2 separate regions of the Homo sapiens genome follow, and region 2 is linked to region 1. Evidence: read pairs that join two places in POLR2A ChIA-PET (ENCODE). Cell type or tissue: PC-9. All regions are shown on one strand. Each heading gives the region's core, and the rest is flanking DNA. Links, peaks and the distances in the headings are about the cores only. Region 1 overlaps TOR1AIP2 (torsin 1A interacting protein 2). Region 2 overlaps LOC101928933 (a long non-coding RNA gene).

Region 1 (16,062 bases), core at 5,063-13,062:
AAGTAAGACTCTACCTTATTCCCCAGTTCTAACTTCTGCTTTTGCTTTCTTGCCCTACATCTTTCCTCATCCTAAAGATTTAGTATGTGCCATATGTTTGGTATATGTTATTGCACTTAAACCTCACAACAGTATGAGGTAGGTATTATTACACAACCTTTTTCACAGATGAAGAAACTAGATACAGAGAGGTTAAAATGCCTAAGGTCATTTAATAGTATCAGAATTAGAATAGAAACCCAGCTGGCTGCAAGGCCATTATTTTGCCTCTATAAAAAGCAATTTTCAAGCTGTGTCCCCAAAATTCCATGGAGACTCAGGGTTGCCAGGGAGACTGGAGAGATGAACGGGCTGCGGCTCATCTCACTTTTACAGACAGCTATGACATGTGGACTGCCACATATTCTTTGGATGCCATGGACTCATTTCTGCCTTCCTGTTTGCCTGGGCTTCCTTCACCTGTAACTCAGAGATGAATCTTACCTCACTCACTCATATCCCCCAACAGCCACCTCTTTGGTGGATGTATTTTCTTTCCGGTCTGCCCTTGCATGTTTCCATTAACCTTTTCACTCCCTGGACTGCCATAAAATAACAGGGAGTAGTTATAATGGTCATTTTAGAAATGCTACCATAACATATAAGCAATATTACCAACTCTTCCACACTATAAAAATAGAGACGAGTGTAGCTCACACTATTTAAAACACTGGATAACCCTCCAGATCATTTGTCATTACAATTAATTTTACCAACACAGCATTTATATTTTAATAAAATTCATTATTCATATCAACTATGGAGTATTCTAGAATAACCTGCAATATTTTAAGCCATATGAAGACATACTAGAAAGACCTAAGGTGAAAAGCTTTGTTCAAAGGCTTCCTCAATTTTCTCCTTTGCTCAATTTTATGAGCTCTACTACATGATGTTGATTTCTGACAGCTTATCATATAACAGGTATGTGATGTTTGAAGGCAAAGTAACCCTCTTAATATTAAAATTAATATTTTTGATTCATTTTTCTTGCCCATATATTCACATAGTTTATAATGACACTGAACAAAACTGTTTGTGAAGAAGACTGAAACATTCCTGATTAGTTTAATTAATGAGAAAAATGTGGCTGAGTTATGACCTAAATTATTAACAGTGATCTTCAGTCTGACATGAAATCTCTTTTTACATAGCCAGTATTACCAAATAAATGGTACTATCTTGCAGTACTATGAGTATTCTGCTCCCATCCTTTTAAGCCAGATAAGTAAACACTATGGACATATTACTACAGCATTTCTCAAAGTATGGTCTAGAGAGCACCTGCATCAGAATCTCCAAAGGTACTATTTATATCTTTTATGTTGTTTTTTTTTCTTGAAAGAGACAGTGGTCTGACTATCTTGCCCAGGCTGGTCTTGAACTCCTGGGCTCAAGTGATCCTGCTGCCTCAACCTCTGAAGTAGCTGTGGTAACAGGTACATGCCATGGCACCCGGCATGAGGTGTTATTTATAATATGCAGATTCCTGGGCCCTACAAGCAACCTGAGGAATCAAAATTTCTAAAGCAGACCAAGAAATCTCCATTTTTAAACAAGCTCTCACAGGTACTGCTTAGGTATTGATTTGAGAAATCAATGATATAAATCCTTTTAATCTGATCTTACTATTTAATGGAGATATTGACTAAAACAAAAACAAAAACCTTTTCTCTATTTTGCTGATATTTAAATTTTCACATTTGTAGAATGTTTCTTAGTATATGTCCTTGTAACATAAGCATTCTCTAATAATTAAAAAATTTAGGGGCAATAATACTGATCATAATACTATTCTCGAAAGCACTCTCTCAAAGTAAATTTTCACTTTTTAGGAGGAGTTGTAGGATAGTGAAATTCTTCATTAAAGAGTTAGTGATAAACTAACTAGTCTTCAGTCAATTTAGCAGTTCACATAGTTTATTCAGCAATATAACAGGAGAGAACCTCCATTGTAAGAGACATAAGGCAGATACAGGGTGCATCTCTGGGGTACATTCTTCATACAGACTAACAAATAACTTCAGGTTTCACAACATGTAGCAAGTATGATTTGTTGCACACCAACAGCCATTCATTCCTCACGTTTTCCTTGCTAAAAGAGCCCTGGTCAGGCACGGTGGCTATGCCTGTAATCCCAGCACTGTCGGAGGTCAGGGCAGGTGGATCATCTGAGGTCAGGAGTTCAAGACCAGCCTGGCCAACATGGTGAAACCCCGTCTCTACTAAAAACACAAAAATTAGCCAGACATGGTGGCGGGCACCTGTAATCCCCACTACTCAGGAGGCTGAGGCAGGAGAATTGCTTGAACCTAGGAGGTGGAGGTTACAGTAAGCCGAGATCGTGCCACTACACTCCATCCTGGGCAAGAGAGCGAGACTCCGTCAAAAAAAAAAAAAAAAAAGGGCTGGGCACAGTGGCTCATGCCTGTAATCCCAGCACTTTGGGAGGCCAAGGCGGGTGGATCATGAGATCAAGAGATCAAGACCATCCTGGCCAACAATGGTGAAACCCCATCTCTACTAAAAATACAAAAATTAGCCAAGTGTGGTGGCGCACACCTGTAGTCCCAGCTACTCGGGAGGCTGAGGCAGGAGAATTGCTTGAACCCGGAAGGCAGAGGTTGCAGTGAACCAAGACTGCCACTGCACTCCAGCCTGGGCGACAGAGTGAGACTCTGTCTCAAAAAAAAAAAAAAAAAAAAAAAAGCCCTGATTTCTTCAATGGAGGCAATGTGGCCTACCCAGGCAATGCTAACCCTATTCCCCTTTGCCAAGGTTTCCCAGGCTCCCTTGTAAACTGGTACTTTCTAATGAGATGTAAGAAGAAATTTGCTAGGGATTTTTGGGAAAGACTTGATTCCCAAATAAAACACTGACTTGAAAGAAAGCCTTTTGCTCTCTACTTCCAGCCTTTCCTAGGGATTAAAATGTCTGTTACAACAAGAAGTCATATTGTACTCATTGAGAAAAAAAAACCTAACGATAAAAAGCAAACATGGATCCTAGGCCGGGTAGGGTGGCTCACGCCTGTAATCCCAGCACCTTGGGAGACCGAGGTGGGAGGATGGCTTGAGCCTAGGAGTTGGAGACCAGCCTGGGTCATACAGCAAGACTCTGTCACTATTTTTTAAAAAGCAAAAAAAAAAAAAAAAAAAAAGAGGATCGCAAGGGGGAAGGACACAAAGAAGCTGGGACCTTGATAATATTGATAATATTGCTAAAAGCACTAGATACCTAGATACCTGGCATGTTAAGTGTAATTTAAAAATTGTTCAGTGGCCTTTGAGATGTTTTCAACAGCTTTTTCTAAGTGGCTTAACCCCAACTCTGGGTCCATGATTTTCATGAAAGTCCAGAATGTGGCCAATGTTCAGCAGACCTCCTTAGTTCTAAGAAAGATGCTTCCTCTAGACTGTTCATAATATATATGAAGTCAGGCTTGATAATTTCTTTTGTCATACATCTCCTGATAGGTACTTTTCCATTTCCAGGGGAGGACGTTGTAAATTCAGTCACCACAAAGACAAGACAGTCTTTTGTTTATGTAAAGCCACGTAAGTATGGACAGGTGGCATTTCTGCATGTTTCTGCATAACCTATATAGGTGTTTCCTAATAGAATGTGATTTATCTGACAGTGACCAGTTATCAATAATCTCACAGCCACACTGAGGATGGGCCAAACAGGGCCAATGATGAATAAATGGCTATATAAGAGCAAATTTTATCTATCTATCTATTTATATATATATCTCATCACTGACCAATGCATAAGAGGTGAGTTTACAACAGTGTAATTTCTTATTAAAATTCACTGGACTAATCTAGGATCCAGCTATAACGAGGCTGCTTTCCCACAAAAGTTATCATTAGAAATACCACTATGAAGCACACAGTATAGGACTTCCCCTCTAGGACTACTTTGTCATATGACACTCATTAGGTTGCAGAAATTTTTTTAGGAGTGGTAAGTTAGTTCCAAAACAGTTTATAGGAAATACGGATTAGCCTCAGTCTAGATGAACAGATTAGCCTCAGTCTAGATGAACAGGCTGGCTGGAATACTAACTAAATTCATGTGAATAAAATATGTATAGGCCACGGAAGCAGATCCAACAATTTAAGCAGTTCCCAAAGTAGTGACAATCTGGGTCAGACTTAGAAATGAATTATTTTTCCATCTTCCTTGGGCTACCTACACAAAAGCCTCTAGACTTGACAATTTTGACTATTATAGAAGCTATTTGTTTTGGCCCAGTTTTTTGTTTAAGGTTTTATCTGTTCTGGTCAAGATTAACTGTAATGCAGGGTTAAAACCAGCTACTCGAGAGTCATGTATTCTTTTTCTAACCAGTGGAGGACCCAGAAGAAATGGATGGCAAGCTTTCTCAAAGGTCCATCTGGTGAGATTCTGGGGAGCCCACTCAAGTGGGAAAGACCAAGGAAGAACAAGGCTTCTATTAGCAGGATTATCAGGATAACACTCAGGACAATAATCAGCTCTGTTAATACGGTCTAAGAATACCTGGTAACATTCATTTTCAACAAGTTCAGTTTGGTACAACCAGTGGCCTAGTTCTAAACTAGGGAACCACTGTTGTCCACAATCAGGGCAATGTGAATTATCTGAAAACATCTGGACCTAGAAAGACAACACAGACAGCAATGTGACAGCAAGAGACAACAGTGACAGAGAGAGACGCCCAAACACCAGTCCTATTACAGGTTTCGTTTACCAATTTCTTAGTTCAACCAATATTATTTGGAGAGCCAAATAAACTTGGCTTGCACCTCCGTGCAATTCTTCAAGATTTCGTTGTCTATTTTTCACTCAATTGCAACTCAGTCTCTGAACTCAGGGACCGATCCAGTTTATAATGTTATCAGTCACTTACTAGCAGTACAGATCTCAGGATAGCTCCTTCAAATCCCAGCTTCTCAAGAAGAGATAGGGCTCTAGTCTAAATTAGTTATATTTTTCTTATGCGTCATCAGCTGCTGGTGGTGTCACACAGAGGCACTTGGCTTACTCTGCTTTGTTGGTAAGGTTATTGTGTCTGCTTGGTGAAACAGAGGAGCTGACAGGTCCAATGGGTCTTTTGTTGGCGCTGGCACTCTTGCCGTTGTAACACACGTACCCAAGTCTTAAGGCCTTGGCACTTTATAGCAATGTAGAGGGGTCAGAAAAACCTGGCAGAGTCCTCTTGATCGTGGATCCAATGAAGTCTGTCTTGGGAGGACATTAATCAGGACCCAATTGCTGTGAAGAAGCTGATGCTCAGTTGGCTGAAGAGTCTGGGAATGCGTCACATACCTGTAAATGATAAAACTTCAGACGACTCATGGGTTTTGCAGTTGTTCACATTATTATTAGAAACATGCATTTGGAAATTATTCAGGTTAGTTAAGGCAGATAAGAAATGTCTCATGGGTTTTCCCATGACTATTTAACATGGGTTCAAACCAACTGATATGTTGGCACTAGGAAGAATTCTGGATCATTTATACTAGGACTAGCTTAATTTCTTAGGACTATATTTCTTCTTTACTCCATGTGTGCCTTGGGAATAATAAGGTCTGTATAATCACGTCTAACCTGGTAAAACTTAGCGATCTCTTGTACGTCTCTTCTGTGAAATGGGTGCCACATATGGTATCCCCATAATGTATGGGATAACATTAATGATGACAGCCTTTCCATAATAGGTTTCAATCCATCCAAAAAAAAAAAAAGCTTACACAGTTTTTAGATAATATTCTTAAAAGCTAACCATAGAAAGTTGAATGAAATCCTTTTGAAGGCTAAAAAAAAGTCAAAAATCAAGAGGGGCAAGTCTAATTGCTCACCATCTAGTTGTTTGTTATTCTTGTTTGTTTTTTTTTCTTTTTGAGACAGAGTTTCATTCTTGTTGCCCAGGCTGGAGTGCAATGGCACAATCTTGGCTTACTGCAATCTCCGCCTCCTGGGTTCAAGCGATTCTCCTGCTTCAGCCTCCCAAGTATTACAGGTATGTGCCACCATGCCCGGCTAATTTTGTATTTTTAGTAGAGACGGGCTTTCTCCATGTTGGTCAGGCTGGTCTCGAACTCCCGACCTCAGGTGATCCGCCCACCTTGGTTTCCCAAAGTGCCGGGATTACAGGAGTGAGCCACCGTGCCCGGGTGCCCACCACCTAGTTTTATTGGTTTATACACCGTGTCATTCTGAGAAGGCAAGTAAGGCACAGCCCTGAGCAATAGTCCTGAGCTATTCTTGGAAAATGCATAGTAAATAAGTTGGAATTTGCAGATGTTATCATCATCTTTGCATTCCTTCATGACACTGGATGTAGCATGTAAATAAGGTGGGACAGTAGGATGTATGGAGCAACTAGAAGGCCACCTAGAGGGTATCACAGAATCAGAATACTATATATACCATGCCTTTCTCCAATGTTCTTTTTGTAAATTCTGAGACTTGATCCTATGAGAGTAATAAGAGACGCTGGGGAGGGCATGAGTTAAAATATAAAGATCTGGCCTGAAAAATAGAAGGAATTATAGCCTTAGTTGTGGTAAGCCAAAGCACTCTCCTTACAGAAGTAATAGCTGTGATTCTCAGATTTTAAAATGGTAAATTTAAAAGGCGAATGAAGAGGCTCTGATAGTGCTACGACAACATGGGGCCCATATTTTGATGGAAGTCCCAGAGCGGGTGAAATAGAGTCAAGTAGACATACTGATGTGTTTTCTGAGGTTAGGTAACAATGTACGGGTGAGGGCTACTAATTCAGTTCCTCAGGCAGAGTGGACAAAAGGCTTGGTTTCCGACTCAATGACTAGATACTTGGTGCTGATAGCACAGGGCATAATAGATTTCCCTGAGGGTCTGCTGACAAGAGCTACCAGTGAAAGCTTCAGCTACTGAATTAAATCTTGGGTCTCTAGTCATGGTACAGAGAGATGACGAATAAAACTCCCACAATGGTGGATAAACACAAAAGATAAAAAATTAAAAGTCTGACATTTAATTGATCAGATTTTACATTTTTAGAGTGAAATCAAGTAAATGCAACAAGATACTATTGTAGTGTCAGCAAGATACTATTTCACATCTACCACACTACAAAAACTGACAAAGGGGGTTCCACATACTATAGCAAAAACCACTCCTCCCAGAGGACTCTATTGGTAGGAGTCAAGAGAAAGCCCTAAAGCTCCAAGTGCTCAGAATAATTCCATCCATTCCCCAACCTTCAGTTTTACAACTTCAAGAATCAAACAAGCACTAGAATTCCAAGTATTCCTGCATCAAGAGAACTCCACCGTTCCATATGTTTCAGACAAGTCTTCCCTCCTCTCCTGGTCCTTTAAACCTCTGTAGGCAAGAGCCACCAGGGGGCCCCAGAACTCCAAATGCTCAAAATAATACCACCCATTACCAGCTTCCTCACTCATTCTTTAGCCTTAGAGCTACTGGATGAGTAGGAGTGAAGAGAGGGGCCTGGGAAAATGCTCCTGGCAAGATTCCTAACCCCTATCCCCACCCCAACACTCACAGCTTCAATACAGCTTCAATTATCTGCTTGAAAGCATCAGGACCAATCTCATACCTATATCTCTGTTCATGTCAATCACCACCTGAAACACAGGACTTCTTGGTTATATCCCATCCCCTTAGCCTCAAATCCCCCCATATGGCTCTATCAGCAATGCAATAACAAGTACTACTAGGCTTGCTTTATTTTTTTCACATAAAACAGGTACCATTTTGCTATATTATTTATTTTGGCTATTTTTCTCCACTAAAATATAAACTCCCTGAAAGCAGGACATTTTACCTTTCTATTTACTGCTATAGTGTCCAATAAATATTTCTGGAATGAATAAATGACAAAAATAAAATGTAACTTGAATTCTTATAGTCTAATGACAAGACTATAAATCTGTACAATCACTTTTGGAATTGGCATTACCTAGTAAAACTGAAGATGTGCATTTCCTATAACTCAGCAGTTGCACTCTTAGGCACATACCCTAGAGAAACTGCACCTGTACATTTAAAAACATGAATAAAAATATTCATGGTAGCACTGTGTAATAGCAAAATAACAGCCACAATGGCCACGAACGGGAGAATGAATAAATTAAGGTATTGCTGTACAATAGGATACTGTCATTCTAAACACAGATGAAACTCAAGAATGTTGAGCTTAAAAAAAAAATGCAAGTAGCACAAGGAAAAAAATAAACACATGCACACATTCTTATATAAACTTTCCACTTACATAAAGTTTCAAAAGGATATAAAATTAATGTGTTGTTTAGGGATATTTTTTTGAGACGGAGTTTCACTCTTGTTGCTCAGGCTGGAGGGCAATGGTGCAATCTTGGCTCACTGCAACCTCCGCCTCCTGAGTTCAAGTGATTCTCTTGCTTCAACCTCCCGAGTAGCTGGGATTACAGGTATGCACCACCATGCCCGGCTACTTTTGTATTTTTAGGAGAGACGGGGTTTCTCCATGTTGGTCAGGTTGGTCTTGAACTCCCAACCTCAGGTGATCTGCCCGCCTCAGCCTCCCAAAGTGCTGGTATTATAGGCATGAGCCACCACCCCAGCCCAACTGTGTATTTTTAGTAGAAACGGGGTTTCTCCATGTTGGTCAGGCTGGTCTCGAACTCCGAACCTCAGGTGATCCGCCCGCCTCAGCCTCCCAAAGTGCTGGGATTACAGGCGTAAGCCACCGTGCCCGGCTGCAATAAAGCTTTAAAAAAAAAAAAAGAAGTATTAAGTCCAAACCTGAGGATAATTATTACCTCTGATGGGAGAGGGAAGGGTGGGGGATGGAGGGCATTCAAAGAATTTCAAAGATAATTGTAATTTTGTTTTCTTTAACTGGGTGAAGGTACAAGAATACCCACTGTATCATAAATCCTAATAGCTTACAGCATCTCTATTCAATATTTTATAATGTTTAAAAGAGAAAGAGGTTAATAAGCAAAACCAAACTTTCACACTGTGGACAAGACCAGTAGCAGTTAATCTGCTCAGAGGCAAAGCAGGTAACTTACATTGGGATAAAGAAGAGCAATATAGAAGGATATGGATCTTTGTTTTCCTCACAAAATTTTAAGCAACCATCTCTTCATAGAAATAAGGTAAAAGAAGCCTACCTAATGGTTGTACAAAAGAGGGTTTATCTTAGCATACTCTCTGAAGGCATGAATTTCTGTGTAGGGAAGTTGCTATTTCACATGACGCCTTTGTACAAATTAGAAAAAGGCACAGTTCCTCCAAGCAATATACAACTCAGAAAACTTTATTTGGCAGGATATTAAACAGTATACAGTAACCCTCTGTCAGATAATAACACTTAGTAGCTAACACTTATGGAGTGCTATTTTCTGTTCTAAACACTTTATTCGTATTAACTCATTTAATCTGCTCACAAAGCCAAAGGATACTCTTCCACTATGAATAAATATTGGCGGTGGGAGAAATCACCCCTCATAATTTTTCACTTCCACACCAAAAAATACAGGATAAACTTCCAGGAGTCCTGAATCCTCTGAAATTACATGTAAAAATCTTTACGGCTGGGCACGGTGGTTTACGCCTGTAATCCCAGCACTTTGGGAGGCCAAGGCGGGTGGATCACGAGGTCAGGAGATGGAGACCATCCTGGCTAACACATGGTGAAACCCTGTCTCTACTAAAAATACAAAAAAATTAGCCAGCCGTGGTGGCGGGCGCCTGTAGTCCCAGCTACTCAGGAGGCTGAGGCAGGAGAATGGCGTGAACCCAGGAGGCGGAGCTTGCAGTGAGCCAAGATCGCGCCACTGCACTCCAGCCTGGGGGACAGAGTGAGACTCCATTTCCAAAAAAAAAAAAATTTTTTTTACATACACATGTGCATTTTTTTCCAAAAAGATGGTACATCCTTTTAAACTCCTAGAGGAATCTGAAATGATTCAGGACCATTAGGCACTATGGTTCCTAACCATTTTGCTATCAAAGGTAACTTTTTTCCAATCCCACCCCTCCTCCTCCATTTTGGAAAGATGTCCAAACAATCTGCAGTCTTGTAATAATTTCGTTTTCTCATTTTTAGTAATCGGATATGTAGATCTGCCAAACAGAAGTTCTAATAAAACAAAAAACTAATGCTACTAGCCTTGGTTTAAAAACTTCCATTATTTTAAATTAGACAAAATACTTTATATCCCTATAACACAGAGTTGGAAAGATCTGGATATCCTAAAACTGGCTTCCTTTCTCAACTTCATTAGCTTAAGTCCTAAGCAGCTGATTTAAGGTAAGTATATGACTATCATTAGGTTTTTAGAAATGCTAAATAAAAATACCTTGAGAACTACCATTACTTTATGATTGTTAAACATAATTGTTTCACTTATTTGAGGAGCGCACCATGTGCTAGGCCCAATGCCAAGTACTATGGATACAGAAAGAAAATCATTCAGGACTTCTAGATGTCTAGGGAATCCAGACTGGAACCAGTGATTTAGGTGAAGGCTAAGGGCTCTTAGAGGGATATAAAAAGATCCCCTGTAGGCTAAGGGCTCTTAGAGGGATATAAAAAGATCCCCTGTAGAGATCACAGGAAATTTAGGGAGGCCCACAGCAAAAGCTGGGATGCTTGTATTTTCAAACCTCCTTCACTAAAAACAGTGAGCAAAAAAACAAAATTTGAGGAGCTTCTCTACTGCACAAATGCTATACAAAAGAAAATACAAATCAGGGGTTTTGTGTATGTAAACTAAAATAAATTTAAGATCCTTCCTGAAACTTTATTAAAAGAAAATTTAGAAAAGAAAATAGTACTTTCACACCAAAATAGAAAATGTAGTTCTATTTAATCCACTGAAATTTACATCAACTAACCATGGCAACTTTTTAATTAACTTCTCTAAATAGTCTATCTTGTTCTTTGCTATTTCCTGAATGTATGTTAGTAAGTTCAAATCTGCCTTCAATAGATAAAAATTCCCTTATTCTTTTTTGTGGTAGCATAATAATTAAGTTTCAGACTGAGTCTGGATTGGAATGACTTTTCCAGGCAATTTATCCCTTAGACTTCAGCCTCAACCAATTCCTCATATGATACATAAAATCAAGATAGGCACATAGAAAAAGTATAAATGCTTTAAACTCTCTTGAATTCCCATTTTAAATATTTTCTTCTAGGGGGTACTACAGTCAAGGCTAATCAATAATCATAACTTTTTTTGTATGAGATGGTTTCTCCAATAAGTTTCATACACAAAGTGAAATCTTAAGAGTTTCCTATTTCACAACTACCTTAGATAATGAGAGATTAAGGAGTATGAAAAAAGGAATCATTCTTCTTTTTGAATTCATATAATCTAAAATAATTTTTTGTTGAAAATAAAATGCTCCTGGAAAAAAGTCAACTTGTTTTGTGAGAAACTACTTTTAATTTGGCAATCTTGAGATCACTGAGAGAAGGCATATGGATGACAATCTTCAGTACTATTTAGTACACACACTGTTCCCTCTTTAGAACAGAGAAGCCAAATAAAAAATATTACCCAAGGTTAGAAAATAGCTGCAGAATGTTCTCCTCTCTCTTGCCCCAGGAACTGACAAACGAAACAGGTGTGTATGCATTGCTACCATACTTTTTGAGGGGCATGGCCATAAAGGAGAACAACTGGTTTGGAAACCTACTGGTACATTTCTATCTATGTTGCTCTAATGCTCCAAAAGCCCATGGTCCAAATTCTGTCTACAATTTCACTTCAAAACACCAGCAGCCAAACCTTTAAGGCTAATACACAACTTTCAACAGTCAGATCTGGTGCCAAGCTTAGGTATTTCTATAACTTGTGCTAGCTATTTATTGTCTGTCTAAAACTAAATTTCTAAGTCTTGCCCACTCCTCTGTACCATATCCACTGTCATAATATCCCAGCATTATTATTTTCACAATTTTTCGTTTCTCTGTATTTTCACTAACTGGTGACTTATTCTAGATTTTTGAAAGAAGTTTGAAAAAGTACTAGCCTCGGAACAAAAAGCACTCTACTTCCTTAGGGAATTGTTTTTTACACAGGAATTGAATGCCTGGCGCAGATCAAATTCTACAGATATTTTCTGAGTGCAGAAAGCCTTCCTTTCCTACTTACCCTTTTTCATACTCCCTCCCAACTCCTTTGACTTGTATCTCTAGTTTCGGTTGACCACGTAGAGGTATTAAGCTATGCACGAAGGATCTAAGAGTTTGCTAAGATTTCTGACAGTGGGTGGCACAACTGACTGCCAGGTTTAGTTCAACTTCCCTAATCACTTTTAGTATCTACTTCAAGTCAACATATTTTTATTAAACTTTTTATTTTGAACTAATTTTAGACTTACAGAAAAGTTGCAAAAATAGCACACAGTTCCATTATATCCTTCATCTAGCATCTTACATAATTAAAGCATAGTTATCGAAAACAAGAAATCAACATTGGCACAATTCAATTAACTAGAGGCCATATTCAGATTTCACGATTTCTTTTAGTTGTTATTTTTCCTTAGTGTCTAGTCTATGACAGTTCCTCAGTCTTTACCTGTCATTTGTGACCCTTTCTTGTCTTTGTGACCTTGACACTTTTGAAGAATACTGGTCAGTTATTTTGGGTTCGGTGTTTTTTGTTTTTAAAAATAGACACGTGGTCTTGCTATGTTGCCTAGGCTGGTCTCGAACTCCTGGGCTCAAGCGATCCTCTTGCCTTGGCTTCCCAAAATGCTGGGATTACAGACATGAGCCTCTGCACCTGACCTGGCCAGTTATTTTGTAGAATGTTCCTCAGTTTAGAGTTTTACAATATTTTATCATGATTAGAAAGATAAAAAGATTATGCATTTTTGGCAAGAATAACAAACGTCACAGAAATGCCGCTGTGTCCTTCTCACTGCCTCTTTGGGTTCATGATGTCCTTGTCTCATTACTGGTGATGTTAACCTTGATCACTTTGTTAACATAGTACCTCCACTGTCGGATTACTATTTTTTCTTTGTAGTTAATAATTATCCTGGGAGAGATACTTTGAGACTATGTAAATATTCTGATTTTCCTCTAACTGGATTTTGTCTGCAACAACTACTATGGTACTGTTTCCCTAATGGTGGTTTTGTATTTCCTTCTTTCCTTCTATGTTTATTAAATGGAATTCTTCTGTTAGAGTTGTCCCTTCTCCCCTACTTATTTATTCACTCAGCAATATCAGTATGAACTCATTTTATTTTATGGGTTAAAGTCCAATACTATCATTATTCATTTTATTGCTCAAATTGTTCCAACCTGGATACCAGGAACTCCTTCAAGTTGGCTCTTGGGTCCTTTCGACAAGGTCCCTAACTTTTTGTAGCATTTCCTTACTTTCAAGCACCATAAGATTTTTCAGGCTCATCTTGTATTTTCTCTGCTCCCGCACTAAATCAGCCACTTCTCTAAAAAGTCCTAGTTCCTTTAAAAACCAAGATCTGAATGCTCAGTGCTACTGGGGTATAACTATCAAGTCAACAATATGGACAACAAGTGTTTGTTTCCTTACTATATTAAACTCACTAGCTGGGAATCACTAGCATTACCTGGGAGCTTGCTAAAAGTACAAATTCAGGCCCCAACCTAGACCCACTAGACCAGAATCTCTGAGAGCCTCCTACAGGAATTTATGTTTTAACAGATTTGCCAGATGACTCTGGTGTTCACTATAAAGTAGCTGGGTGTGGCAGTGTGTGCCTGCAGTCTCAGTTATTTGGGAGACTGAGGTGGGAGGATCGCTTGAGCTCAGGAGTTCAAGTTTGCAGTAAGCCATGATAGTGCCACTATACTCCAGCCTGGGCAACACAGCAAGTCCTTGTCTCAAAAGAAAAAGAAAAGAAAAAATAGTTATAAAGTACCTTTATACAGTACTTCAAAATATACTGTAGTCAGGTATGGTGGCTCATGCCTATAATCCCAGCCTTTTAGGAGGTTCAGGCAGGAGAGGACTGCTTGAGCCCAACGGTTCAGAGACCAGCCTAGGCAACATATCGAGACCTTGTTCATACAAAAAATACAAAAATTAGTCAGGTATGGTGGTGTGTGCCTGTAGTCTCAGCTACTTGGAAGGCTGAGGTAGGAGGATCACTTGAGACTGGGAGGTCAAGGATGCAGTGAGCCGTGATTGTGCCACTGCACTCCAGCCTGGATAAGAGAGAGAGATCCTATCTCAAAAAAGAAACAAACAAAAAACTGTAAATACTGTTACTTTTATACAAAGAAAGTTATAAGTCAGCCTCCAGGATCAAGTCCAATCTACAAATATGACCTAACATCCATAAAGCAAATCTACAAATATAGAACCCAATATAGCACTATCCTCTAAGGTCAGACTGCCTAGACCTGAATGACTGCTCCAGCTTCTGACTTGGTGTTTCTCTCTCTCTCTCTATGCCCTTGGTTTTCTTTGTTTTTTGTTTTGTTTTTGAGATGGAGTCTCGCTCTGTCGCCCAGGCTGGAGTGCAATGGCGCGTACTCAGCTCACTGTAACCTCCGCCTCCCAGGTTCAAATGATTCTCCTGCCTCAAGCCTCCCGAGAAGCTGGGATTACAGGTGCCCGCCACCACGCCCAGCTAATTTCTTTGTATTTTTAGTAGGGACAGGGTTTCACCATGTTGGCCAGGTTGGTCTCAAACTCCTGACCTCAAGTGATCCACCCACCTTGGCCTCCCAAAGTGCTGGGACTATAGGCGTGAGCCACTGCACCCAGCCCCTGGCTAATTTTTTCCTTGGTTTTCTTAATTACAAAATGGAATAATAGTACTTAGATGAAAGAGGCAGTGTGAAGATCAAATGAGATAATGTGCAATACTGGCAACCACAGGGGCACAAAAGAAGTCCTCAAAAACCGTAAATAATTATTATTTGAACTATTAAAGGCAAAACCAGACAGCTTCATTTATATAATTAAAACCCCAGAAGACACCAATGTTTCAAAATTTGACTTTTTCCAAAAATGTCATTACATTTACATGATAGATACTCATGGTCAAGGGCTGAAGGAAAATCTCTAAAAATCAAACAATTTGATTTGTTGAGGTAGTGGAGTTATAGGTGAATTTTCTTCCCAGAAATTTCGATTACCAAAATTATGTGCACAGTTCATACCAGAGCCATGGCACCAAAAAAAAAAAAATCATGTGCCAGCTCCTTTAAATATTAGTAAAGAGGAAAACAGCCCACACAGTAACAAAATAGGAATTCAAACCCAGCTATGACTCCAGTCTATGCTCATTACCAATGTTAGGGACACGCTTCCTTATTCCCAAGTGCTTGATTTCTGTGCAAAATTTATGGTAATATATGATCGCCCTATGAATTCCTTCTTGTAGGACACAGTTTAATCCAGTAGTTCATATGATGTAGAAATATTAATGAAATTTTAACACAATCAAAATTCTAAATGGTAAATAAAACAGCCAATTCTTCATTCTTTAAATTTTTTTGGAAGTTGTCGAATCTCCAAGTTTATGGGCCTTCACAGTTGACTTAGTGAACAACCTCAAAGTGATAAAGCAGACAAGGCTTTTTGAAGCAAACATTCCTTCAGGAAATTCAAGTGGCACTTCAAAGAAGTGTGGACTTTCCTGGAATAGAATTTTGACTTCTGTGTTCCATGGAAATGAATGGAATACAGAAATTACTTCTTAGGCAAAAATAAGTTATATACAAGATACAATACATTATTAAAACACCCAATAATCCTCAAATAATTAGCTACATTCTGAAGTTAATTTATTTATAAATTATTGAAGCTCTCAAGCTAGCATTACCTCTACATTAGGAAAGAAACTAGATAAAATAGTTCTTAAATGAGTCACGCAAGGTTGCGTAACAAACCAGCAGAAAAACAGGTAATCAAGTTGTGGACTGCACGTTCAGCATAATAAACATTACTGAAGACAGGCACTCAGTTTTCATAACAAATGTTAGTTTTTCAAACTATTCTAATCCACACAAAGTCTTCCAAA
Region 2 (16,062 bases), core at 5,214-13,213, 70 kb after region 1:
AGACTCCGTCTCAAAAAAAAAAAAAAAAAAAAAAGGAAATTGAACTAGATGATATTTAAAGTCTCTGTCAATGCTGATTCTATAAAATTGGCAAAGTTTGTAATAGCTTAATATAATGTAAAGCCCAGAATATTTTGCTTGATATAGCCTCTGAAAGAGAATCACTTATAGTCCATGATCTGTCCAACATTCAACAGGCATCTCAAACTGTGTTGGAGTAGTGTAATACTTGCTGCTTGAAATATAAGATCTGAGTGAGCAAATTCCAATGAAATCTTTTCCTTTGGAAATAGTTCCAAAGAATTAAGCTTTCTATTGTTAACAGGCAAGTTCCAAAGACCAAAGGTTTGCTCCTCTGAAATATTTTCATTAGCCTTGAATAAGCAAGTTGGCAGAGAGAGGGAACGAAGTACTTTTGTGTTCAGAAAATGCAGCCAACTTCCTATCTCTGGCTTTACCTCTAAGTTTTGTTATTGAATCAGCAGTTCTGTTTTTTTAAGTCATCTGGTTATTCCCAAGGTGGCCCTTTGACCTTTGCAGTTTGCCCAAAGGAGATCTACATGTATTAGCTGGTTGGACTATAGGTTAAGCTTAGATTTAGCTCTAAGCAATGAACCCTTTGCCCTTATATCACCTGTTATCTCGTTCCTGCAGAAAAGGAACACAAACATCCAAATTTATAGCAGTCTCAACATCTGCCTTAAAGCTTTTGTAAAGTATACAGGGAGTAATGTAAATATGTGCATGCTAACATTAATGTGAAATAAACTCTAAGTAAACAAGAGGAATGAATGGATAAGGCTAATATAACTCTCATAGCTACAGCCATCTCCCATAATTGGAAAGTTAAGTGCTTTAAAAAATTTGTTTCAAATTTTAAACATAATAATTTAAACAAAAAAATTAAAGTTTTAGTTTCATGGTTTCTTCAAAGTATCAATTCTCCTCAAAACAATAAAAACAGCCAATGAAATTAAAATACATAAAGAGTACCCGGTAAATAGAAACGAATAAAGTAAAAAAGTAAGTTGAACAGGAGAAGTTTGGAAGTAAGGTGCTGGGATAATCAACAAGCCTGGTAAGGTCCATTTCTCAGACAGTATGAGGTCATGCTGCAGATAGCAACATATTTCTGGCGCCTTCCATCTGAGGTTCTTCAAGTGCATAGCTGATGTTATCTTATAGCAAATATTATTACCTCCATTTTATAGGTGCAGAAACTAAGATACCAGGAGATTAGATAACTTGCTTAAGCCTGCACAATGAGTCAGTGATAGAATCAGAAGTGTATTTCAGGAATCTAATCTTTTCTGTTTGAATCACTAGGTCAGCTTTCTAGATACCAAAAGACATGTATGAATTTTTATTAAAATTAATAAATTGTAAATTTTGTTAATATACTTAGAAAATGGATTATCTTCTGTAAACAATTCAGTGAAATATTTTTGTTGTAAGCCATTGTTGCTTTTTGGGGGGAAAAATTTAAGAGGTGATTTAAAAATAAGTTCTCCCAGGTTTGAAAAGGTATTCATGTGAGGTTTAAATTATTTAGGAAAACCCATTTTAAAGGTTGAGCATGATGGTGAACGCCTGTAATCCCAGCACTTTGGGAGGCCGAGGCAGGCAGATTGAGCTCAGGAGTTTGAGACCAGCCTGGGCAACATAGTGAGACCCTGTCTCTACAAAAGGTTTAAAAGTTAGCCAGGTGTGGTGGTGTGCACCTGTAGTCTCAACTCCTCAAGAAGCTGAGGCAGGAGGATTGCTGGAGCCCAGTTCAAGGCTGCAGTAAGCTGTGATTATGCCACTGCACTCCAGCCTAGGCGAAAGAGTGAGATTCTGTCTAAAAAAAAAAAAAAAGAAAGAAAAGAAATTTATTTTGGCAGAAGTACAAGGATTGGCACATGTTGTTGTGGTCCTTGTAGACTTTCAATGACAGATAAAGTAGTTCTATAATTAGGATAAAAATTAGAACAAGGGTAATAAAGAGTGAGTAATATTTTGGAGTCTTATACAGGCAGGGGCCAGACACTTGGGCCAGCTGTCAGCTTCTCACGTTGCCTGCTTCTTATTCCAAGACTGAGCAGCAGAGTGGTTCCTGGTAAATTTTAATTTCAGATAACCATCAGATTGAGATGTCCGTTCAGGAGACTTAGCCTTGAAAAACAAATTTTTTTATAACACCTGGACCAGTTCCTTACAGTAGGTGAGCACGTGACCTTTGATTAGATTTGATTCATAAAGTGCATGGGTCTTCCAGTAATTATCTCAAATGGGGATAACCAATGTTTTCCAAAAGGGGTAGGTCTAAGATTAAACAGCACCAAGGGCAAAACTTTTGGCCAGTACAGACTGAAAGATTCAACTAATTTTGCCAATTGAGTCCTTTTTTTTTTTTTTTGAGACGGAGTCTCGCTCTGTCGCCCAGGCTGGAGTGCAGTGGCACAATCTTGGCTCACTGCAAGCTCCACCTCCTCGGTTCACGCCATTCTCCTGCCTCAGCCTCCTGAGTAGCTGGGACCACAGGTGCCCGCCACCACGCCCGGCTAATCTTTTTTTTTTTTTTTTTTGTATTTTTAGTAGAGACAGGGTTTCACTGTGTTAGCCAGGATGGTCTCGATCTCCTGATCTCATGATCTGCCCGCCTCGACCTCCCAAAGTGCTGGGATTACAGGCGTGAGCCACCGTGCCTGGCGCCGATTGAGTCTTAATTGTTCCATCAGTATGTTCCACTAATCAAGAGGACTGTCAGTGGTGGCCACAGTGGAAATGCAGAATAGGCAAAATTTTACATATTGATTTTATATTCTGCCTAGCAAAATGAGTGCCTTCGTCACTGTACAGTTCTGAGGGTACACCCCATATGGGGATTATTTTTTCCTAATAAGATTTAACTTACTGCTTAGGCTGTTAGTCTGCAATGGGGAAAGGCTTCCACCCAGTGGGAAAACATATAAATCATAACCAAAACAAATTTATATCATTGAGATGGTAGTAGCTAGATAAAATCCATCTGTCATATCTCAAAAGATCCTGAAGCTAAAGGAAAACACCCTATGGAACTATGAATATGTTTTCTAGGGTTGTATTTGGGACAGACTTGGGATCTTTGCTAAACTTTGCTAAACTTGAGAAGCAACCTTTGGGGAGGGTTTCCAATAATATTATCATTTTATCCCCAATGGGTTAAGTGATTAATATAATCTAAAATTTGATCTTGGAGGCCCCCTGGCAAGACTGATCTCTTATGGAGCCCATGCTATAGGCTGGTGTATTACTCATGGTTCTCCAGAGGATGTATGAAAGGGAGTTTATTAGGAAGAACTGGCTCACACAATCACAAGTCGAAGTCCCACTACAGGCCGTGTGCAAGCTGGGGAAGAAAGAAGCCAGTAGTGGCTCAGTCTGAGTCCAAAAGCCTCAAAAGCAAAGAAGCTGACAGTGCAGCCTTCAGTCTGTGGCCAAAGGTCCAAGAGCCACCAGAAAACCACTGGTGTAAGTCCAAGAATCCAAAGGCCAAAGAACCTGAAGTCTGATGTCCAAGGGCAGGGGGAACAGAGGGAAGCATCCATCATGGGAGAAAGATGAAACCCAGAAGACTCAGCAAGCCAGCTTATCCCACTTTTTTCCACCTGCTTTGTTCTAGCCATGCTGGCAGCCAACTGGATGGTGCCCACCTACATTGAGGGTGGGTCTTCCTCTCCCAGTCTACCTACTCAAATGTCAGTCTCCTCTGGCGACACCCTCACAAACACACTCAAAAACAATACTTTACCAGCTACCTAAGCATCTTTCAATTCAATCAAGTTGACACCTAATATTAATGTTAACCATCACAGCTGGTTTTAGAGTCATGAAAACATTCTTCAGTTTTCCTATCTTTTTTTCAATTTGGGGGCTGTCATGCATTGTGGATACAGGTCTTGATTATATTGCATTGGCCATTAGAGGATCTGAAGGAGTATTGAGTTTGGGTGGTTGGTTCATAGAAGCTGCAGCTTTTGCAGCTCTGTCAGTCAAGTCATTTCCTTTACCTTCTTTAGAATCAGTTTTTTTTTTGTGTGTCATGGAATTTTAATTATTGCTAAAGATTTAGGTTTTTAGGTAGCATCAAGTAATTTCAGGACATAGTCACTGTTTTTTTTAATCTTTTGGCCAGTAGAGTTCAGAAAATCTTTGTTTCCAGAGCATAACAAAATCACGTTTGACCCCAGAAGCACAGTGTCTATCAGTATAGGTATTTGCAGTCTTATTAATTGCCAGGATACTTAGGAGAGAGCAAAGAGTTCTGTCTGCTGTGCAGAAGTAGTCTTGGGTAGGGAACCACTTTCAATGGTTTCAGACAGTGAGACAACAGCATAGCCAGCTTGACATTTCCCTGAGGTATTTCAAGGTAGAATCCATCAGTAAACCAGACAAATTCAGCATTTGGAATGGGGACTTCCTATAGGTTTTTTCTGGGGGTTAGTGTTATATAGTCATGTGGTGTCTCGTCAGAAGGAAGAAGAGATAAGGTGGCAGGATTCAAAGAGTTACAGCAATCAATAGTTACATTAGAGGGATGATAATAATAGGATCTATAAGAAGTGAGTCTGCTAGCAGTGAGTCGTTGGAGGTATGGATTGAAATTAATGGAGATCCTATCATTAATTATTTGATCGCACTTAATAAATTTGCAGTGGCTATGATAGCTCACATATAGGATAGGAGTCATGTTGCCCCAGGACCTGTTGGCTATAATATTTGAGGGGACTGATGGTCTCCATGCCTTCAGGTAAAAACCCCTAAGCCATTTTCATTTTGTTCATGAACAAAAACGGAAAGGGGGAGACTCTAGAATGCCCTAATGCAGGGGGCCCAAGAAGATTCTCCTCAGTATTTTCAAAAGAGGAGAAGGCTTCTCAGGCCACTGTAGGGGTTCAAAGTGGCCCGTTTTTAGGAGGTAATACAGAATCTGAGCCATGGCAGAGAAATTTGAGATTCATTATCTAGTGCTCTGTTAATCTCAAGAACTCAGAGAGTTGTCTTTTGGTCATGGGAACAGGAAAAGCCAAGATTGATTTTTTTTTTGGAGATAGAGTCTCACTCTGTCACCCAGGCTGGAGTGCAGTGGCGCAATGTCGGCTCCCTGCAACCTCCTCCTCCCAGGCTCAAGCAATTCTCCTGCCTCAGCCTCCTGAGTAGCTGGGACTACAGGCACATGACACCATGCCCAGGTAAATTTTTTTTGTTGTTGTTGTTGTTTTAGTAGAGACGTGGTTTCACTGTGTTAGCCAAGATGGTCTTGATCACCTGACCTTGTGATCTGCCTACCTCGGCCTCCCAAAGTGCTGGGATTAGAGGCATGAGCCACCACGCCCGGCCCAAGATTGATTTTATTCTTTGGGGATCGAGCAAAAGACCCTGTCCTGAAATTAGATGTCCTAAATATTTCACTTGTGAGAGAGAAAGTTGTAGCTTCTCTTTTGAAGCTTTATGGCTTTTAGTGGCTACTTTCTTTAATAGACAGTGGCTGTCCTCTATGGAAGCCTTTAAGGTAAAGGAACAAAGTAATAAGTCATCCACATATTTTATGAGAACAGAATGCAAAGGAAGTGCCAAATCTGCTATGTCTGTTTTTAAGACTTGGGAGAAGTATTTGGGACTATCAGCATACCCCAGAGGCATTACTGTCCAGGTATATTGTTGTCCTTTCCGTGTTAAGGCAAAAAGATACTGGCTAGCTGGATCAACAAGGATGATTAAAAAAAAAAAAGAAAAAAGAAAAAAAAGCACTGCAGAGGTCAATCACAGTGAAAACCTGACTACCTGGTGGTATGGCGGATAGTAATGTATGCAGGCTAGGTACAACAAGATAATGGAGTATTAAAATGTTATTGATGGCTTCTAAGTCCAGGACAGATCTCCATCCCTGGTTATTAGGTTTTTGTACTCATAGAATGGGGGTATTACCTGGGCTAGTGCATGGAATAATTAGTCCCTGCTTGAGGTAGTCCTCAAAAATTGGTTTGATTCCCTGAATGGCTTCCTAGTATAAGGGAATCAAATTGTTTAATGTTTGGAAGTCTTTTTGTTTCATCTATTTGTATGTTAATTGGTTGTGCTGAATGAAAACAGTCAATATCTGTGGTGCATTTGGACCATAAGTTTTCAGAGTAGAGAGGTTAGTAGGTCTTGAAATGTTTCACTAGGTGATACTTTCTCCTTGTTTTCAAGAACTGAAAATATAGAGATGGAAAGTACAGTGAGTTCCTTGAGGGTTCCCTCTATAGTAGTTTTTTTCCAGTAGTAATTGCATTTCCCCCTTTTGGAAGAAAGAAATTCGAGCTTTGTGGGCTTCCAAGAAAATTTCAGCCAATTAAGTGAATGAGAGCTGAAGGGACTAACAGAAACTGATAAGGGCCCTGGAGTTCCCCAAGTCAAAATGCTATGGGGAAATGGCCTCTTTCACTGCAACTGGGGACTCATCTTGTCTATGCAAAGATCTGCTGGGCCACTGGGACATAGTCTTCTGGATCCAGGTCCCTTGTCAGTGTTCCCACACAGTCCCAGTACCCTCCTTGGATCTTCTCCAGGTCCATCTGGAAAGCCCCATCAACCTTGGAGTCCTCATGAGACTAATGGCAAGCCTGGGCTCAGAGTCTCTTCTAGTGCTGGGACAGCTGCAGTAATCACAGCCTAAGGGAACATATCAGTCAGTCTGCTTAGAATCCCTGGAAGGACCTCTGAAGAAGAACAGGCACAGATAAAGCCAGACCGTGAAGACTGAAATAAATACCTAATACTTCAATGTGCAGACATCATTGCATCTACATAGGCATCAAGAGCATTCAGGGAAATATGACCTCACCAAACAGACAAAATAAGGTGCCAGAGATTGACCCTAAAGTGATGGAGATGTGTAATTCTCCGACAAAAAATTCAAAATAGCTGTTTTAAGGAAGTTCAATGAACTTCAAGAAAACATTGAGAATCCATTCAGAAATGTATCAGTGAAGTTTAACAAAGAGATTGAAACAATAAACACAAAAATTAAGCGGGAATCCTGGAACTACAAATTACAATAGATGAAAAATGCAATAGAAAGCATCAACAGCAGAATTGATCGAACAGAAGAATCAGTGAGCTTGAAGACAGACTATTTGAAAATATAGTCAGAGTAGAAAAAAGAAATGAAAAGGAATGAACAAAGTATATGGGATCTATGGGACAACATCAATATTTTCCAGGATGTTGTGGTTGGCAGTGTACAGTTTGGCCCAGTTCAAGGGTTCAAGGCAAGTCCTTGATTTTTGTACATGGAAGTTTATAGGACATGCAGGCAGTCTTTCTTAGAATGGCTTTGCACAGCCACGTGGTGTAATGGAATAGTTATACATTCTGGATTCAGAAAAGGGAGGTTCAAATTCTAGCTATACCACTTCTCCAACCTTGTGACCATAAGCAAATCATTTCACCTTTCCAATAAATTTCCTTATCTGTGAAAGAGGACTGATGGTAATATATCATAGAGTTTGATAAGAATTAAACAAGACAAAATATATGAAAGTATTGAGGTTATTAGAGGTTATACAAGTGTTTGTCATATATGTGTTATATAGAATACATATGTTATAACCATTTATATATATAATGAAAATTAGAATATATACACATTTAATACATGATCAGTGTATGTTAGAATGTTTTTCAATTCCTGCTTAATAATACATGTAATCACATATATTTCCAAAACCAGCTACCACTTCATTATTACTCTTATTTCTGCCTGACAGTTTTTCAGCTGCTTTTTCCCCTTTATAATATTTTGTGGGCTTTCTGTTAATGCAGTAGGATTTGTAACCAAATGCTCACAGATTCTCATTCCTTTTTCAACAGGTGGGTGCACTCAGTCCTGGGATTCCAGGAGTGTTTTTAGTAGTCAGTGAGTCTCACTAAAACCTGAGGGTCTTCTTCCAGGCTGGGCACCCAGCTGCCTTTTTCTGTTTTTGGAAGGACCACAGAAAATCTCCTGTCAAAAGTTTAAAACTTTCCACTGCCTGTAAATAGGGTGATTCATCCCTTGTAAAATATAACCTGGTTTGATTACATATAACCTCATTCTGACATATCCTTCAGCTTTTTAAAAAATTGCAGCTGTCTTGCTATAAGATGTCCCATTGCATATTTCATTTGTATTATTAGGCTATAAATCAGCATCAAAACAGAGAGATGCTCTTAAGAGAGACACTCTTCTTTTTAAGAGTGTTCTAAGAATAAGGCATTGCCTTTGTATAGTTAAAGTGATTACCATGCCTGTTAGCTACACTACTTCAAGGAAGCCCCCATTGGGAATATATTAAAGAAGATACTCAACATTGAAAGAAACTAATCTTTGAAGGTTTGTAAAGATTAAATGTAGGAAAACATAATTTTTAAAGCTTAAAAACATTCCCAAATAACACATTTCAGAAGTACTCTTTTTCTTAACTGGTATAAAACTTAATTTAGAGAAATAGGAAAGACTTAGTAGTTAGATTTAAATATATTGGCTGTCTGATTCACAAATCTTGTTGAAGACATTAACAAAATGGAAGCAAATCATAGCAATTAAATGGATCAAAATTGGCCTCATCTCCCCACCACCAGAATTTACCATTTTTATATATGTTATAGATTTGTACATATACATTGAATTATTTTGGCTTTTATTTATGTAAATGTCAGACTACAAACATCATTTAAGCAACTTCATTTTTTTTTACTCAACAATGCTTTTTTTAAATAATGCTTTTAAGATATACCCATTGTTTCTGTCTCACAATTGCTACAGTAAATGAGTCTATGATTCTAAGTCTTTGTTTGTTTGTTTGTTTGTTTAAAGCCAGCCTCAGGTTTGCTAAATCCCAGTTTGCTTTTGACCTTACCAGAAATAAAGGAGGAAGAAACTAACTCCATTGCTTGGCTTTATTCCAAGAGCACTTCACTACTAATCTTAAGGAGAGATTAGCCAACAAAAGTGAAACGTGGATCTGAAGCAATATTCCAGACATGTAATTTAATCCCCAAAACTACTTTGTTCTGAACAACCAGATACTTAAGAAGTGGATTTGTTCTGCCTTGGATTTCCAGCTAGTTCCTCCTAGCTTATCTCACTGATGGATGAATTAATTCACCCGTCCATTCAATGAGTTTTTATTAACTGTCAGCTAAATGCACAGCACTGCATTAAACAAGTTGTTTTATTTTTGATTGTGAATAACTAACTTTGTGAAGGGCATCTTTATTCTTTTTTGTCATCTTTACATATTACAGCATGTACTTCCTAAATCCTAGTTACCTTTCCCAACCACTATGAACCAATAACTCAAACAAGGTGGTGATTTAGCTGTTTGTCCTATAGTTCCACTAAATCTTCAAGATGTATCCTATACTTCAAAAAAAGATACATACCTTAAAATTAGAATTCCTGCTAATACTAAGTCCACAGGGATTAAATTCGTTATTCTAGAGTCACAGGGCAAGTCATTGTGAGTACAAGGTTTGCAATCAGATGTAGGTTAGATCAACAATACCCTGCTACTGAACTATGAAAGTTTTAAGCCCTTATAAACCCTGAGCTATTTTATCACAAGAATTTCATTCTCAGCAACTGGTTTGTGCAAAATCAATGTTAATTATAATTATAGATTATTTGGGGTGTCGATTTTAACATCTTTTTTAAAGTCATGAAATAAATTCCCAGACCATCCAAAATGAATTTGTGCTTATTTAGGCTTGTTTGTTGCTAAATTCATTTAGGCACAAGGTAGATTGAAGATCTCTCTGATCTTTTCCCTGGAGTGATGCCTTGACTTTCATAGATAGCAATACACTGTTACCTAGCAATAAAGCAGAACCCATCTGTTTTCATATTTACCAAGAAGAGATTGTAAGTAAAGTCAATGAGGTAAAGGGCCCTGTTTTAATTTTACTAGACTCTGTTTAATTAGAGTTTCTTCTGTTCCAAGCTATGGCTTTTCACAATGGTCAGGTTAACTTCATATTTAGAAGAGTGAGATTCTGAGCCACTGATGAGCCCAAATTTCAAGTTTCTCTTTTTCTGTGTGGTAGACAAACATTGTTTCCTTACTGGTATTTTATCTGTCACTCCAAATGGCTGAATACTCAAAGAACTTTAAGGTACATTCTACATGATTTTTTATGTGTTTTGTGTTTTAGGTATCTGATCAGCAACAGGTTCCATCATGTGCCCTCCCACAGAGTCTCAAAATCTCAGGGCAATTCCTTTGAGTTGAGTTGCGGTCTCAGGGCTGAGTAGCATCCATCATGAGACAAACACAATGTTGTTGAGATAGACTCATACCTGGAGATCTGCCCAGTGAAAAACAGACTCTGCTTAGGTTGTCCAGTGCATTCTCACCAAAGGCAAAGTCTTGCTGTGTTTTTCTTCTAAGGCTATTAGGATGATCAAATAAATGGGCTAAAGCCCACTGAAAACACTGCAATAAGGTATCATACCTCATGCTTAGCTGATACCTAGCCTGCACTGGTTTTGTTATTTAAATATTAACATAATTCCACAGTGATTGGTAAATAGCTGCTGATTTCCAAAATCTAACAACCAAGGAGCTTACACCCAGTCCAATAAGGAGGGCCTCTGATTCTGCTCCATTCTGACTGGCTCCCAATTTTAGTGATTATGTTTTAATGTCCTTCCTGCCCAAAACAAATGTGAAAATAAAAGTGAATGAGGCTAGATGCGGTGGCTCATGCCTGTAATCTCAGGACTTTGGGAGGCCGAGAGGGGTGGAACACCTGAGGTCAGTAGTTTGAGACCAGCCTGGCCAACATGGTGAAACCCTGTCTCTACTAAAAATACATAAAATTAGCTGGGCCTGGTGGCAGGTGCCTGTAATCCCAGCTACGTGGGAGGCTGAGGCAGAAGAATCACTTGAACCTGGGAGGTGGAGGTTGCAGTGAGCCGAGATCGCGCCATTGCACTCCAGCCTGGGCAACAAGAGTGGAAACTCTGTCACACACAAAAAAAAAAAAAATTAGCTGGCCATGGTGGTAGGTGCCTGTAATCCCAGCTACTTGGGAGGCTGAGGCAGGAGAATCACTTGAACCAGGGAGGCGGAGTTTGCAGTGAGCCAAGATGACGCCACTACACTCCAGCCTGGGTGACAGAGCGAGACTCCGTCTCAAAAAAAAGGAATGAAACAACAAATGTATATACAAATAGACTATGGTTTACAAATATAACTTCTAGCTACTAATGCTGAATAACAAATTATCCTGAAAGCTAGTGGATTAAAATAACAATATTTATTATGCTCACAATTCTACAATTTGGGCGTACTTGGTGGAGCGGCTTGTTGCTGTTCCAGTTGGTGTTAGCTGGGGTAGCTTAATGGTTGGTGTAATGGTTAATTTTATGTGTCAATTTAGCAAGGTCATAGGACCCAGATACTTGGTTAAACACCAGTGTGGATGTTGCTTTGAAGGTATTTTTTAAACGAGATTAACATTTAAATAAGTAAACTTTAAGTAAAGTAAATTACCCTCCATAATGTGGGTGGGGCTCATCCAATCAGTTTCTTAAGTAAAAACACACTGAGGAAACAGAAGAGAGGATTCTGCCAGCAGATTGCCTTTGGACTTGAGCTGCAACATCAACTTCCATGGGTCTCTGACTTGCTGGTCTACCCTGCAGACGTCAGACTTGCCAGCCTCTGTAATCATGTGATAACTTCTCCGGAGAACCCTGACTAAGACAGCTGGGAACTGGAATAATCTGGAGTCCTTAATCCATCACATGTCTGGTGGTTAACACTGGAAAGACTTAAACAATTGGGATTAGGAATACCTGGGGCTTCTTGGGCATCTCCATCTCATAGTCTTCCAGGATGGCAGCTTCAGGTGAACTTTTTTCATGTCAGATCAGGATTCCAAAAGCATTTGTCCCTAGAAAGAGAAAACAGAGCAGAATCTGAATTTTTTATGACTTAACTTCTGAGGTCACATTGTACCATTTATGATGTCTTCTATTGGTTGAGGCCATTACAAATGCCCACCCAGACTCAAGAAGAGGGAACTCAGACCCCATCTCTCAATGCAGAAATGTCAACATCACATTATAAGAAAAACATGTGGGATGAAATATATTGGTGCAACCATCTTTGGAAGATACCATCTGCCTCACTAATGTTTTCAAATTCTAAAACATATTTTCTATTTATTTAGAGTTACTAATGCTTGATGCTCTACTTTTAGAGTGGATCTACTAGTTAATCATTCTTTTTTTTTCCTTTTTTCACTTTAAGTGGTTATTTTATTATTAGAGAGATGTATACTTGAAAAACTTAATTTCCAGTTTTTAATTCCCCTAAATTTTATTTATTTATTTATTTATTTATTTTTGAGACAGTGTCTCACTTTGTCGCCTAGGCTGGAGTGCATGGTGCAATCTCAGCTCACTGCAACCTCTGCCTCCCGGGTTCATGCAATTCTCGTGCCTCAGCTGGGAACCACCAGGCCCAGCTAATTTTTGCATTTTTAGTAGAGACAGGAGTTCACCATGTTGCCCAGGCTGGTCTCGAATTCCTGGCCTCAGGTGATCCACCCACCTCAGCCTCCCAAAGTGCTGGGATTACAGGTGTGAGCCATTGCACCCAGCCGTAATTCTCCTAAATTTTAATATCTTGATTTTTTTCTTAAAGTCACACAAAGTAAGTTCAACGTAAAACTAAGAAGTTTTCATGTGTCCCTTAAGGCTAGAAAACTGTTTTATAAAAGAACATGTAATGAGAATGCAATTAACGAAATTGCCATCGAAGACAATGTAATTGTTTGGCTTGAGTGAATCCCAATTTGGACAATGTTAGCATCATCTTCGAGTCTCTTTTTACTTAGAACCAGCTGTTCTGCTTTTCCACGCCTCTTTCCCTGGTAGGAATTTAGGTAGAGGTGGGGATGGGTTGAGGCAAGAAGATGACATCTCTTGGCTGGTTTGAAAAAGTACCTTAGCTTATGCAGCCAAAAAACACATGAAAAAATGCTCATCATCACTGGCCATCAGAGAAATGCAAATCAAAACCACAATGAGATACCATCTCACACCAGTTAGAATGGCAATCATTAAAAAGTCAGGAAACCACAGGTGCTGGAGAGGATGTGGAGAAATAGGAACACTTTTACACTGTTGGCGGGACTGTAAACTAGTTCAACCATTGTGGAAGTCAGTGTGGCGATTCCTCAGGGATCTAGAACTAGAAATACCATTTGACCCAGCCATCCCATTACTGGGTATATACCCAAAGGACTATAAATCCTGCTGCTATAAAGACACATGCACACATATGTTTATTGCGGCATTATTCACAATAGCAAAGACTTGGAACCAACCCAAATGTCCAACAATGATAGACTGGATTAAGAAAATGTGGCACATATACACCATGGAATACTATGCAGCCATAAAAAATGATGAGTTCACGTCCTTTGTAGGGACATGGATGAAATTGGAAATCATCATTCTCAGTAAACTATCGCAAGAACAAAAAACCAAACACTGCATATTCTCACTCATAGGTGGGAATTGAACAATGAGATCACATGGACACAGGAAGGGGAATATCACACTCTGGGGACTGTTGTGGGGTGGGGGGAGGGGGGAGGGATAGCATTGGGAGATATACTTAATGCTAGATGACAAGTTAGTGGGTGCAGCGCACCAGCATGGTACATGTATACATATGTAACTAACCTGCACAATGTGTACATGTACCCTAAAACTTAAAGTATAATAAAAAAATAAAATAAAAATAAATCCAAAAATAAATAAATAAATAAATAAATAAAAGAAAAAGTAGCTTAGAGCCAGGATGGGTAGAGTTGATTCTGCCCTACCGTTCCCTAGGGGTAGTTACTTCTTACTGGAACTGCTGCTAATTTACCTTCAAGGTAGTTGCTGCTGTTTTTTCTTAAATTTTGGCTTAAACTTCGATAAAAATAACAACTGTATTTGTCTGTCCAGGGTTACAAAGAGGAAAAGTTTCTTAAGCCTCAAATCAGTAGGATATCATTTCAACTGTGTGAAGTTATTTTCTTGTAACCTTTATGCCTCCTTCTTGGCTGTTCTTTCTCCCATTCCCCACTAGTATATTAAAATTTCTATTATTTATTTTTATTTTAAAAATTTATTATTTAATATTTTGAAAATAAAAAAGCTACAAAGATAATAATACAATCATCTGTGTATCCACACCTAGCTTAAGAAATCAAATGTTACCAACATAGTTGAAGCTTCCTATGTTCACCCCTACCACATATTAATCTCTTCTGCTCCCTCAGGAGGTAATCACTTTTCTGAATTTAGTATTTTTTATTCCTCAGCACTTAAAAATCTTTTACTACATTTGTATGTGTTCCTAAATAATCTATACCAGTACTGTGCATGCTTTTAAGCTTTATGGAAGTGGCATCATACTATATATATCTATCTGCAACCTTTTTATTTTTATTTTTTGAGACGGAGTCTCGCTCTGTCGCCAGGCTGGAGTGCAGTGGCATGATCTCGGCTCACTGCCACCTCCGCCTCCCGGGTTCAAGCGATTCTCCTGCCTCAGCCTCCCGAGTAGCTGGGACTACAGGCGCCCACCACCACACCCAGCTAATTTTTTTGTTTTTTTGAGATGGAGTTTTGCTCTTGTTGCCCAGGCTGGAGTGCAATGGTGCGATCTCGGCTCAGCACAACCTCGGCCTCCTGGGTTCAAGTGATTCTCCTGTCTCAGCCTCCCGAGTAGCTGGGATTATAGGCATGCACCACCATGCCTAGCTAATTTTTTGTATTTTTGGTAGAGATAGGGTTTCTCCATGTTGGTGAGGCTGGTCTCAAACTCCCGATCTCAGATGATCCACCCACCTCAGCCTCCCAAAGTTGTGGGATTACAGGCGTGAGCCACCGCGTCTGGCCTGCAATCTGCTTTTTAAAAATTATATTTGTGTGATACATCCTTAAATTTATTTTCACTGTTTCTTGGTCTTTCATTGTATGAATATTCCTCAGTTTACTACCCATTCTTTTATTGATGGACATGTTATTTCCTATTTTTGCTATTATAAACGATGCTTCTGTAAAATTCCTTGTACTTGTCTCCTTGTGCACCTGGGTGAGTTTCTTACGGCGGCGAACCATTTAATCCAAGTCTGCAGTGAGATAAGAAGCTTGTGTAAAAATATATATCATCATACTGTCTCCTTCATTAAGGAAGTCTTATCTAAAAAAAGTCAGCTTGGCTGGGCACGGTGGCTCACGCCTGTAATCCCAGCACTTTGGGACGCCGAGGCGGGCAGATCACGAGGTCAGGAGATCGAGACCATCCTGGCTAACACGGTGAAACCCCATCTCTACTAAAAATACAAAAAATTAGCTGGGCGTGGTGGCGGGCGCCTGTAGTCCCAGCTACTGGGGAGGCTGAGGCAGGAGAATGGCGTGAACCCGGAGGGCGGAGGTTGCAGTGAGCCGAGATCCCGCCACTGCACTCCAGCCTGGGGGACAGAGTGAGACTCCGTCTCAAAAAAAAAAAAAAAGTCAGCTCATCCCTAAATAGTATATTTAGTGACATAGTTGATTTACATCCTTGCATGAGTTCTTTATCTTATTGGTCTAGTAACAAAGAGTTTGAGAATGTGGACTATTTTGAATGAAATTGTTGGGTCATGGTCATATCTTCAGTTTTACTGCATATTTCCAAAATGTTTTATAAAATCATTGTACCAACTTACACAGCCCTCAGAAGTGAATAAAAACTCCCACTGTTTCACATCTTTGCCAACATGTAATAACATCAGACCTTTTAATTTTTGCAAATCTGGATATAAAGTTTGGCTTAAACTCTGACAAAAGTATCAAATGACTTCTCATTATGGTTTTATTTTGTCTTTCCTTGATTGCTAATGATATAAAGCATCTTGCCATTTTTCAGAAACTGGTTTTTAGGCTGGGCATGGTGGCCACTCATGCCTATAATTCTAGCACTATCGAAGGTGGAGGTGGAAGGATGGCTTGGGCCCAGAGTTTAA

Evidence for each region. Peaks named below come from ENCODE experiments on the same cell type or tissue, not always from the same donor. Only the 100,000 strongest peaks of a DNase experiment are listed, where the experiment ranks them.
Region 2: POLR2A ChIA-PET joins it to region 1 with 10 read pairs; 4 of 35 experiments call an interaction of 5 or more read pairs at or near these places.

What each region holds. Positions count from the first base shown.
Region 1 is chr1:179,860,500-179,876,561 of GRCh38, forward strand. It overlaps TOR1AIP2 (torsin 1A interacting protein 2), which reads right to left. Exons shown (of 7, transcript NM_001199260.2): 3 at 4,937-5,355. Among named protein-coding and RNA genes, the nearest start is that of TOR1AIP2, 9.3 kb to the right of the region's middle. In PC-9, for the core only: CTCF peaks have their summits at 7,441 (motif pointing right) and 7,640; no DNase peak of the experiment used is centred there.
Region 2 is chr1:179,929,939-179,946,000 of GRCh38, forward strand. It overlaps LOC101928933 (a long non-coding RNA gene), which reads right to left. Exons shown (of 4, transcript XR_241158.4): 2 at 11,846-11,943. Among named protein-coding and RNA genes, the nearest start is that of CEP350, 17 kb to the right of the region's middle. In PC-9, for the core only: no CTCF peak of the experiment used is centred there; a DNase peak (open chromatin) is centred at 9,003.